Linked DNA regions of Homo sapiens: region 2 is linked to region 1. A link is an interaction called in ENCODE POLR2A ChIA-PET data of the cell type or tissue named here. Cell type or tissue: PC-9. All regions are shown on one strand.

Region 1 (5,000 bases):
ATATTGTTTCCATGGTGATTAGGTAACTTTGATCATTTATTGGAGGCCTCTTTGTAAATAAGGAAGCGAAAATGAGGAAAAGGGAGACCGTCCCATTAAAGACCTGATTCGTAGCATTCTAATTGGAGTTTTTAAAGGGCCACTGGGCTTTAAGACTTGCTATTTCAGAAGTGCAAAGTTGCATATACCTCATGCCAGAACCATTCCCTTTTCAATTTACTGAAAAATTTCAGCCAAATCCTCCCCTCCCAGTCCCCAAACCCAAAGCCACCATTACGGAGCCTTGCAAACTAAGCAATTAAAATAATAGATCTCAAAGCAGCGTGAGTAGTCAGAGAGTATTGCCCTATCATTTTACTGAAGAGGAAACTGAGGCTCAAAGAGGACGAGTGAGCTAGGTGATGTTGCACCTCAAGTAACTGGCTTCCCCCAGCTGGTCTCCTCTGGTGGATTTAGCAGCTGGGTTTGCACTCTGCTCTGTGGATTGTACTTTGGGTGGGCTCTGACTCTGGCTCACCCACAGAATCACCTGGAGCTTTCTTTTCTTTGTATTCTTTGCTATTAATTATATCGTTAAATTACATTTTTATGTTAAAAATGCAAACAATGGAGATAAAGCTAAAGTCTCTTCATGACCAGCAGTTCCCCTCCCTGTTCCCAGCCCACTTTCCCTACCCCAGTCCCAGCTCCCCAGACACCCACAGTGATATCTCCTGAGTATCCTGTCAGGCCTTTCTCTTTGCCTTAAAGTAGACTTTTATTTGTGCATATATAGCTATGTGATTTTTAACCATGAATGGTATCATACTACACACTATCTCTCGGTAGCTTGCTTTTCACTTTATGTCTGTGAGCCCCTTCTGTGACGAATAGATAGATTATTTTCTTTGTCGGTTTTGACTGTCTGCAGAGTGGTCCATCGTATAGATGGACCATGATTTATTTGGGATGTTCTTTTAAGAAAACACTGAATCAGAAGTAACAGAGGTGGGACCTAGGAGCCTTTATTTTATACTTCCCAGGTATATTAGTTACGGTTCCCCAGAGGGACAGAACTAATAGGATATATGTATATAAAAGGGAGTTTATTCGGGAGAATTGACTCACACAATCACAAGGCAAAGTCCCATGATACGCAAGCTGGGGAAGAGAGAAGCCAGTAGTGGCTCAGTCCAAGTCAAAAGCCTTAAAACCAGAGAAACCAACAGCATAGGCTTCAGTCTGTGGCTGAAGGCCTGAGAGCCCCCGGTGCAAGCCCAAGAGTCCAGAGGCCGAAGAATCTGGAGTCTGATGTCCAACGGCAGGAGGGGCGGGAGGAGGAGCATCTAGCATGGAAAAAGAAGGAAGCCAGAAGACACAGCAAGCAAGGTTATCCTGCCTTCTTCCTCCTGCTTTATTCCAGCCACGCTGGCAGCTGATTAGATGGTGCCCACCCACACTGAATGTAGGTCTTCCTCTTCCAGTGCACCAACTGAAATGCCAATCTCCTCTGGCAACACCCTCACAGACACACCCAGAAATAAGACTTTATCAGCCATCCAGGCATCCTTCAATTCAATCAAGTTGACACCTAATATTAACCACTCTGCCAGCTGATTGAGATGGTCAGTATCAGAAAGATCAGTCTATATGGATCTGAGGAAATTCCCACTGCAGAGCTTTGAGACATGCCTACTTTCTAACTGACTCCTTTATAGTTTTCTCTCCTAGTCCTTCCTAGAATCACTCCTGAATGTGGCAATTATGTGTTCTTTTCTTCATGCATTCATTCAACCCATCTTGATGCCTACAGAGTGCTAGGCACTGTACTAGGCACAAGCATTTCCCGGATCTCACAAGTAGCTTGATGCCATATTATGGTTGGGTGACAGTGTTGTCTAGAAAGAGTCAAACAGACCAAGGTTTGAATCCCAGCCTAGGGGCTTTATACAAGTCTCCTAATCTTACTGGGGCTTGGGTTTCTCATTTATATAACAGTGGGACACGATATGCCTCTTCCAACTGTGGTGAATATGAAATGAAATAATTCATGTCAAGTAATTCAAGCCTAGTGTCCAATACCTAAGATGTCTCCTGCGAAGATTGTCATCATGATTTTTTCTACATTGTCCTTATTATTTTAATGGTGGAACATCTTCACTATATCATATCTGGCTTTCAAACACGAGAGAGAGAAAGATGTTTTAGCTGAGTGCCACACGTACAGCAATCCAAATACTCAGGCTACAGTGACTCCACTGTGTCAGTGGATTATAATGAAATATTAACTGGCATCAGTCCATGAAGTTGCTGTTAGAAAGTAGGAAAGAAGTGTCCAGAGGAAGATCCCCTGGGCCCTTAATTCAAAGTGCAATAGGTTGAGAGGTAAAAACACACACACTTATATGTGTTTTATTACAGTATTATAAGTCCTGCTATTTCTATTTATATGCTGTTCCTTTTCTAAGTCACAGGAAGGCAAACATTGAGTGGTAAGAAGGTATTTGGAAACAAGTTTACAATCAGAATGCTAAAGCAGTAGGTTTAGAATCCTTCATTTTACGATTAAGTCATTAATTATCATAGAGAATGGAAGGACAAAAACAATGACTTCTAAATAAGCAACTGGCCTCTCCAGCTTTGCCCCTGGTGGGACTCTGCCTGTTGCATTGCCCCACGTAGCACTGGACAAGGTGCCATCCCCTGCTATGCAGCAGGTTCTGGGTATGGTCAGGAAAGCCCTTCGTCCTGGCATCCTACAGTTGTGAGCTAGCCCATAAGCAGCGATCTTCTCTTTGAAATGTAAGAGCCTGCCGTCAAGACAGGATGCAGCCCCACAGCGGGAGCACGCTGTCAAGCTACCATTCCAAATGTTTTCCGAATCTGTTTCAGAATCTATGATAACTTGCCGGAAGTTAAAAAGAAAAAAGAAGAACAAAGGAAAAGGGTGATCTTACAAAGTAACAGACTCCGTGCCGAAGTCTTCAAAAAGGTAATGGCCTCGTCACCAGCAGGTGTGATGTGTGTGGTGCACAGATGCCGAATCTCAACTTGACATCTTTGTTTCCCTTTTCCTCTAGCAATTACTGGACCAGCTCCTTCAAAGGAATGCGGTCTAACCACAGGCTGCCCTGCTGACCACACTACCTGGACCTGGGAGGACTTCGAATGCTGGATAAGCCATTAAACTTAGCATTATCTTCATCATGGGAAAACACTTATTTTACTTTCGATTTTTTTTTTCCATAAAGGAAAACATCACTTCCTGAATTACTGACCCAAGCCAAACAGAAACAATAACCCTCGAGAAAATAGGTCAACAATCTGTTGTGGGGAAACCACCTCCATGTAACCCACTGGATACAGTCCCCTTAATGTTTTTGCTTCTAAATTGTACCTTTTGCTTCTGATTTCTTCTCCCCTGCTGTTTCCTGCCCATCAGAGAGGCCTGATACAAGCAAGTTTGTTTACATCCCTGGGGAATCTTTTACATCAAACTTTTGGGATCCAAATCCATCTCCTTTTAAATTTCAATCTCAGCACCTGCCAGTTATGCAAATGCCAAAATGTGGGTCATCATATAGTATATTTGAAACCTTTCTGAACATGTACACCACCCAATGCTAGAGGCTGACTTGGAAACCGGTGGGTGCAATGCCCGAGGCTGTGGAACAATCAGCCCATCTCTTTGTGACCTGGAGCAGTCAGAGGGCCCTCAGTCACCCCGCCCCATTCCTCACCAGAGAAAAGAATCCATTTCTATGGAAGCTCTGACGTAACTTCAGTGTTTTCTACAATACTCCTCCTGCCCCGCCCCATTAAAACAGTTCTTTTGTTAAGAAATAGCCTAATGGTCCAACTTTGCTGTCTGTTCTTCCAAATGTTTATAATACACATTATTTATAAATATGTCTGTTTGGGAAGCTAAGAACAAGCTAGTTTTTACAACACAAATGGAAATAAATGCAATTATTATAAAAATTCAAGTATTTCTCTGTTATATATTCTGTTATGAAGTAGGTGGCCAGGATAGATAACATAAGGTATAAAATGCTGCCCAAGACCCAGCAGGCACCACTGACCTGCTCCGCATCCTCTTCTGCCTCTGACCATCATGGAAGTACTTGTGCTTCTAGATGCTCCAGTGGATAATGTTGCCTCCTAGAGAGCTGGTAAGAGAAAAGCTGGTAAAACCATTGAGAACAAGATTTAGGATCCTGCAGACTCTAAATCTTACTAGGATTCTCCCTGGGAATGAAACAAAAGGTTTAGGGATGAAGCAGGAGCTTGGTGATACCTCTGTCCCTTCCCTGAAGTTGTCACCCTTCCTTCCCTCCTCCCGCTGCTGTACATACTGTCCCCTCTTTCTGAAATGCCTTTCTTTTACATATCTGCTGCAAACTGTTTAAAACTCTACCCTGGGGTTCTCTCCTGACACGTGCCCTCTCTGCCTTGCCCTCCAGTATGAATTAGAGATCTCACATCAGCACACACGGCATCAGACCTGTGCCCTCCTGCCCACGCGAGGGTCTGGCAACACTGTCAAGCGTGGAAGCTGCCTGGTGTCCAGTATTGATTGCTGCTCCCTGGTCTGTGCCCTCAGGCAAGAGTGTCAGTCTGGGTCCAACTAGGAGAGAGAAACCACACAGTCATTTGAATGGAAATGTTTAATATGTTTAATCATTAACCTTAATAGCAGATTAGAGTAGCAAAAGGTTGGCTAGTAAGTTGTAAAGATAGCCCTGAAGAATATAGGTGGGTACAGCAGATGCAAGGAGTCCTAGGAAGAGTCTTCCTCCTAGCCCTGGGCTGAGAGGGAACCACAGTGTCTCGGCAGGTGGTGGAGAAGTTTCTGTGGTGGTGTGCCAATGGAACTTGTTGAGAATCTACAAGTCTTTCTGGAACTTGCCAGAGATCTGCCCTCTAGGATCCACAGAGAACTGTCTCCTTGGTGACACTGCTAAAATACCACCTCAGGGAGGGGGCTGGGGAAGCAGCTGGCCATGAGTGCTGCTGGTCAC
Region 2 (5,000 bases), 95 kb before region 1:
TATTTTATCACAGGTTTCAAAAAATGAGACAACTCATGAGAGAAAAGAAAATGGTCAGATCCGCAATGCATGGAAAAATATCTCTTTATGTGTGTCATCTCCTCAAGACTGTGAGTTCTTCCAAGACAGGGATTCCTTGTGTTCTCTGCATCTTTGCTGTCTCAGCACCCAACTCAGGCCCTCAAAAGTGCTATCTTCTCCATAAATGTTTGCTGCACTGAGATAGTGGCATGATCACATCAGTGCGGTACCCATGAGCGGGGTGCTTTCACGTGCATTATTGTATTTGGCTGTTGTCATCATCCTTGAGTCTGGTGCCCCTGCTCTGTCACCAGGAGAGACCCACACTCCAGCCACAGGGAAAGCAAAGCTGGAACAACCCACCCTGGCTGCCAAGGGCCAGAAGACTGTGCTTCACACTCCAGGGGTCTCAGATTCAGCTAGAGCCCAAGTGACCACAAAATTCAGTAGAATAGGCTTTTAAAATGTCTTTATTATAAACCATAATTTTCTGAGAGAGATGGAAACTATGTGTAAAACTGTATCTAATAACACACTGTTTTTTGAGGGAGCGTTCCATGATAGCACTGTGCTGAGCCCATGAAAACCTTTATTTGCCTCATTTAATAATTCCCAGCCCAACAAAGCCTATGCCAGCCTCTCTCTTACAGAGGAACAAACAGAGGCCAGGAGGTTACGTGGCTCGTCCAAGGCTAGACAGCATTAAAATGTGGTGGCACCAAGAGTCAACCTGGACCAGGCGTCAAAACTCAAGCTGTTCTACTTTTACCTTCTCCTAATCATGTACAGTGATTATTCATATTGCAAACTCGCAGCTTTAGTCTTACTGGAGGGGTGACACCTGGTAAGAGACTTAAATGGAGCTCAACTTCCTCATCTGTAAAATGAGTAGTCATAGTGCCCTCTCCACAAGGTCATTTCTTCCATTAAAGGAGATAACACCTGTCCAGCGTTTAGCAGGTGTGTGGCTCATGATAAACGTGCAATGCGTTTTAGCCATTATGACATGACGGAGACACTGACCAGACGCAAGGGGCTTGAGATTATCCAGTGAAATTTACATTTGTCTTGTGTTTGTGAAACTGCTTACAAAGCCACTATGCATTTATGTAATGACTGAGGCTTTATCCCAGGAGATAAAATGGCTCTCCTTATAAAATTGTGTATTTCATTGGAAAGGCAATAAGTTATGCAGTTTCTCACATTTCCCCTTTTGCTTCAGCAGTGGGGAACTCACCCTGTAGTTGTGATTCATCTGTACCAGTGCCATCTCTTTTTTTGTTTGTTTGTTTGTTTTTGAAATGGAGTTTCACTCTTGTTGCCCAGGCTGGAGTACAATGGTGCTATCTTGGCTCACCGCAACCTCTGCCTCCCAGGTTCAAGCGATTGTCCTGTCTCAGCCTCCCAAGTAGCTTGGATTACAGGCATGCGCCATCATGCCTGGCTAATTTTGTACTTTTAGTAGAGATGGGGTTTCTCCATGTTGGTCAGGCTGGTCTCGAACTTCTGACCTTAGGGGATCCACCCACCTTGGCCTCCCAAAGTGCTGGGATTACAGGCATGAGCCACCACGCCAGGCTGCCGGTGCTATCTTTAGCCCAGGCTTTTGGGTTTGAGTCAATGACTTCTCCAGCTCATTATGTGCTTTTTTTAAAAGTCAGTTTTACTGTTTTTAAACTGCATTATTAACTATAAGCTACCTCAAATTTGGTTGGGTATAAATTATAAAACAATGCTCATTATAATTTAGTGTCAAAGATATTTCACTAAATTGAAAACCAATCAGTCTTATAAGAGCTTGCATGGTAAACTGTTATATTGCTCAATTTTCTACATAAACCATTTGTAAAAAAATTGGTAACAAGTAGATTAATCACCAGTGTGACGTTATCTGGATGTATTTTAATACTAAGAAAACTTTTAAATAACTCTCATGCAAACTTGTTTTACTCATCAAAGAAGCCTCAAATGTAAACATCAAAGAGACGATTGCTGCTAACAAGAAATGTCACAAGGTGGGCTTGTATGCCACCTCCCCTGGTTGCCCTGTAAACATTCCGGTGACTTCATTACATATAGAGCTTTGAGGTTCTTTGGCCGAGGCTGGAAGGTGGAAGCCTGACTCATTCTGAGCCTAGCCACAGAGGTAAACTCCGGACATTTTTTTCTTTCATGTCGCCAAATACATCCTTGTCATTAAAAGACCTTTGAAACTGAGTAAAATGGCTTTGAAACCTCAGTAGAATATGCTCAAACTGTCTGGAGAAGGTATGTTCTAATTTTTTTCCACAGATATAACCCTTATTAAAATATAAAGTAATCTGTTCATTCTGTCCACGCTGAGTATCTTCTGGGCCCAGTACTGTATGAGGCCCCAGGGGAAAGGAGATGAACCAGGTATCTCTAAAGACCTGGGCCAACTTGGGGAGACACTCAGGAACAGATCATTACACAACAGCATGAAAAGGATGCACGGTAGCGCCTGTTGGGGGCGCTGGTGTGGGCTGGCTGAATAGTGTTCTGAAAAAGATACGTTCCAGGCCTAACCCCTGATCCCTGTGAATGTGACCTTATTGGGATAAGGGCCATTTGGATAAGGACCTTTGCAGATGTCATGGAGTTAAGATGAGGTCACACTGGAGTAGGGTGGGGCTTATGTCCAATGACTGGTGTCTTTATAAAGGAGAGAGTTTTGGAGGCACATTCAGGGAAGATGGCCATGTGCAGGTGGAGGCAGAGATTAGAGAGGGGCTGTCCCAAGCCGAGGGACACAGAGGATGCCAGACACCACGGGACACTGAGAAGGGCAAGGAAGGGTCCTCCCCTAGGGCCTTCAGAGGGAGCACGGTCCTGACACCTGGATTTCTGGCCTCCAGAACTGGGAAGGAGTAAATCCCTGTTGTATCCAGCTGCTCCCTTTGTAGTCACTTTTCACAGCAGCGCTGGGAACGAACGCAGGCACCAATCCAGCTTGGGGGCCATGTGGGGTAGCAGCGGATCGGGACTTCCTTCTAAGAGAAGCGATCTTGAGCCGTGTCACGGGTGAGGAGTTAGGAGTTAGCTCAGTGGGGAAAAGGTGAAGGCAGCACTCACGGTCATCAAGCCAGCCCCTGTGGGAAGCAGGCTGGGTTTAAGGATTTCTAACCTGGGCTCCTTGAACTCCCAGGGTCCCCCTACATGTGTGCTTCAATTTTGCACCTTTTCTTGGGGAGAAACGAATCCCTTGCATTTGAGTTTTGGAGGACCATGTGGCCTTCACGGTCACAAACTGGCAATGTCAAGAAGGTTTGGCAGGACCGGCTGGGAGATGAGGCTGGTGGGGTCACCAGCTTGATTGTGACCTTGCTGACACCAGCAGGGCAGGGAGGTGAACTGACGCAATGGAGCAGAGCCTTTGTCTCAGGAGCAAACCAGCCTTGGCTTTCAGTTGGATGTTGGAGGTGAGGGGGAGGGTGCAGAGTGGGCGCCTCTGTTTCTGATGAGGGCAACAGGAGGGTGGGGAGGATGTTGCCCCAGATGAAGTCAGGCGTTTGGTTTTTGCTCAACCACTGGCCAAGGCGATGACACAGGAGGAAGAAAGGACAGAGAACCATGAGGGGGCTTGGTTTCCTTTTGCAAAAGCTGTTTGAGGCAACTTGGAGGCAGCCGGCCTCTGAGGCGGTGCTCACGGAGGGGATCTGGCCTCTCCTCGGCTGGATTGGTCCCTCAGGTTTGGGAAGAGGGCACAAAGGCAGGACAGAGAAATGTCAAGGAGGAAACCCCCAAAAGAAAGTAAGACACACTAGCCAAGAGGAAAAAGACAGGAGACCAGAAGTTGAAGACAGGAAGACTTCCCAGAGAAACTGTGTAGTCAATAGCGCCAAATCACACCAAGATGATTAGCTGAATTTAAAGCTGAAAAGTGATTCTCTCTGAGAAACATCTGTTTTAAAATATTAACAGAGAGTATTTTTAAAAGGATGGTGAAAATTCAGAATAAACCTTGACTTCCATAAGACTACAAATAAGAGAAGGCATTTAAAAATCCAAGAAGTAAGAATTTGAGTGCCCCTTCCCTGCCTCTGACACTAATGATGTAGGTAGGAGAGTAAGTGTAATTATTAAACAGACTGAAGGCCTCTGGGCATTTGCCATTTGCACATTTCTTGGGTGGATCGATTCATGAGGCAATACATGATGGTGCTTGTCTGCTACTTTTGTAGAGATAAGCCAAGCGGTATTGGGCAACAGATTGGAATTAGACATAATTTTTAACCATATTCTATGCTTCACCCAATATTCTACTTGCTATTCTCCAAATAGGCTGGGTTTTTCTGCTTTCATACTTTATCTTAAGCCATTTCTGCCTGTCCCTTTGACTGTGGCTTGGGCTATGCCACCATCCCTCTCCACTCTGTTCACCTTTATCTAAACCCAACCCCATCTGACAAGGCCATGTCAAGTGTCTCCTCCCTCCCACCAACTTTTCCTGGTTCCCTCTGCTGGAAGGGCTCTGTCCGTGGCTTATCAAGGCTGGGGATAGCAAAGCCGTGACTTTCTCTTAGAGTTGCTGGAAAAAGAAAGCATCTCTCCCACCTTTATCTCTCAGCTCAGGGCCCCACACACCCTGAGCACTGCCTAAATTCCTGCTCAGTTGGATTCTGTTGCTGAAACACACACCGCCCTCCAGGCAGAAAACCGGGATTCTGGAAGTACTTGACTCAGGGCCTTGTGGTGTGTTCAGTCATGGTGGTTGTAGTCTCTGGGAAGGGGCTGAAAGTGGGGAATGGTTTTGGATGTGTGGTTCAGGCGGATGGAGACAGCAGCGGGTGCAATCCTTCCAGTCATCTTAGGAGAGAAGAGCTCTTAGCACCTACTAGTGAGCACACACACTCCCTGGGCACAGAGGGCAGGCGTGCTGGGCAGCAAACACAAGTGAGTCATGAACCAGCAATAACTTTGGGTGGTTAATTGAGCTGGTTTTTAATTACTTTCAAAAT

The links. ChIA-PET counts read pairs that join two places held together with the same protein. Peaks named below come from ENCODE experiments on the same cell type or tissue, not always from the same donor. Only the 100,000 strongest peaks of a DNase experiment are listed, where the experiment ranks them.
Region 2: POLR2A ChIA-PET joins it to region 1 with 8 read pairs; 2 of 35 experiments call an interaction of 5 or more read pairs at or near these places.

Annotation. Positions count from the first base shown.
Region 1 is chr10:126,423,962-126,428,961 of GRCh38, reverse strand. C10orf90 (chromosome 10 open reading frame 90) reads left to right here. Exons shown (of 10, transcript NM_001350921.2): 9 at 2,872-2,971; 10 at 3,060-3,965. The coding sequence ends at 3,098. It overlaps LOC112267914 (a long non-coding RNA gene), which reads right to left and starts at 4,913. Exons shown (of 3, transcript XR_001747635.3): 1 at 4,484-4,913; 2 at 4,062-4,148; 3 at 989-1,325. It overlaps LOC728158 (a long non-coding RNA gene), which reads right to left and starts at 3,032. Exons shown (of 7, transcript NR_148989.1): 1 at 2,937-3,032. RefSeq lists an enhancer at 2,648-3,847. In PC-9, no CTCF peak of the experiment used is centred here; no DNase peak of the experiment used is centred here.
Region 2 is chr10:126,518,588-126,523,587 of GRCh38, reverse strand. All of the region lies in intron 2 of C10orf90 (chromosome 10 open reading frame 90), which reads left to right. Among named protein-coding and RNA genes, the nearest start is that of LINC00601, 99 kb to the right of the region's middle. RefSeq lists an enhancer at 1,380-2,579. In PC-9, no CTCF peak of the experiment used is centred here; a DNase peak (open chromatin) is centred at 2,067; H3K27ac peaks cover 334 bases.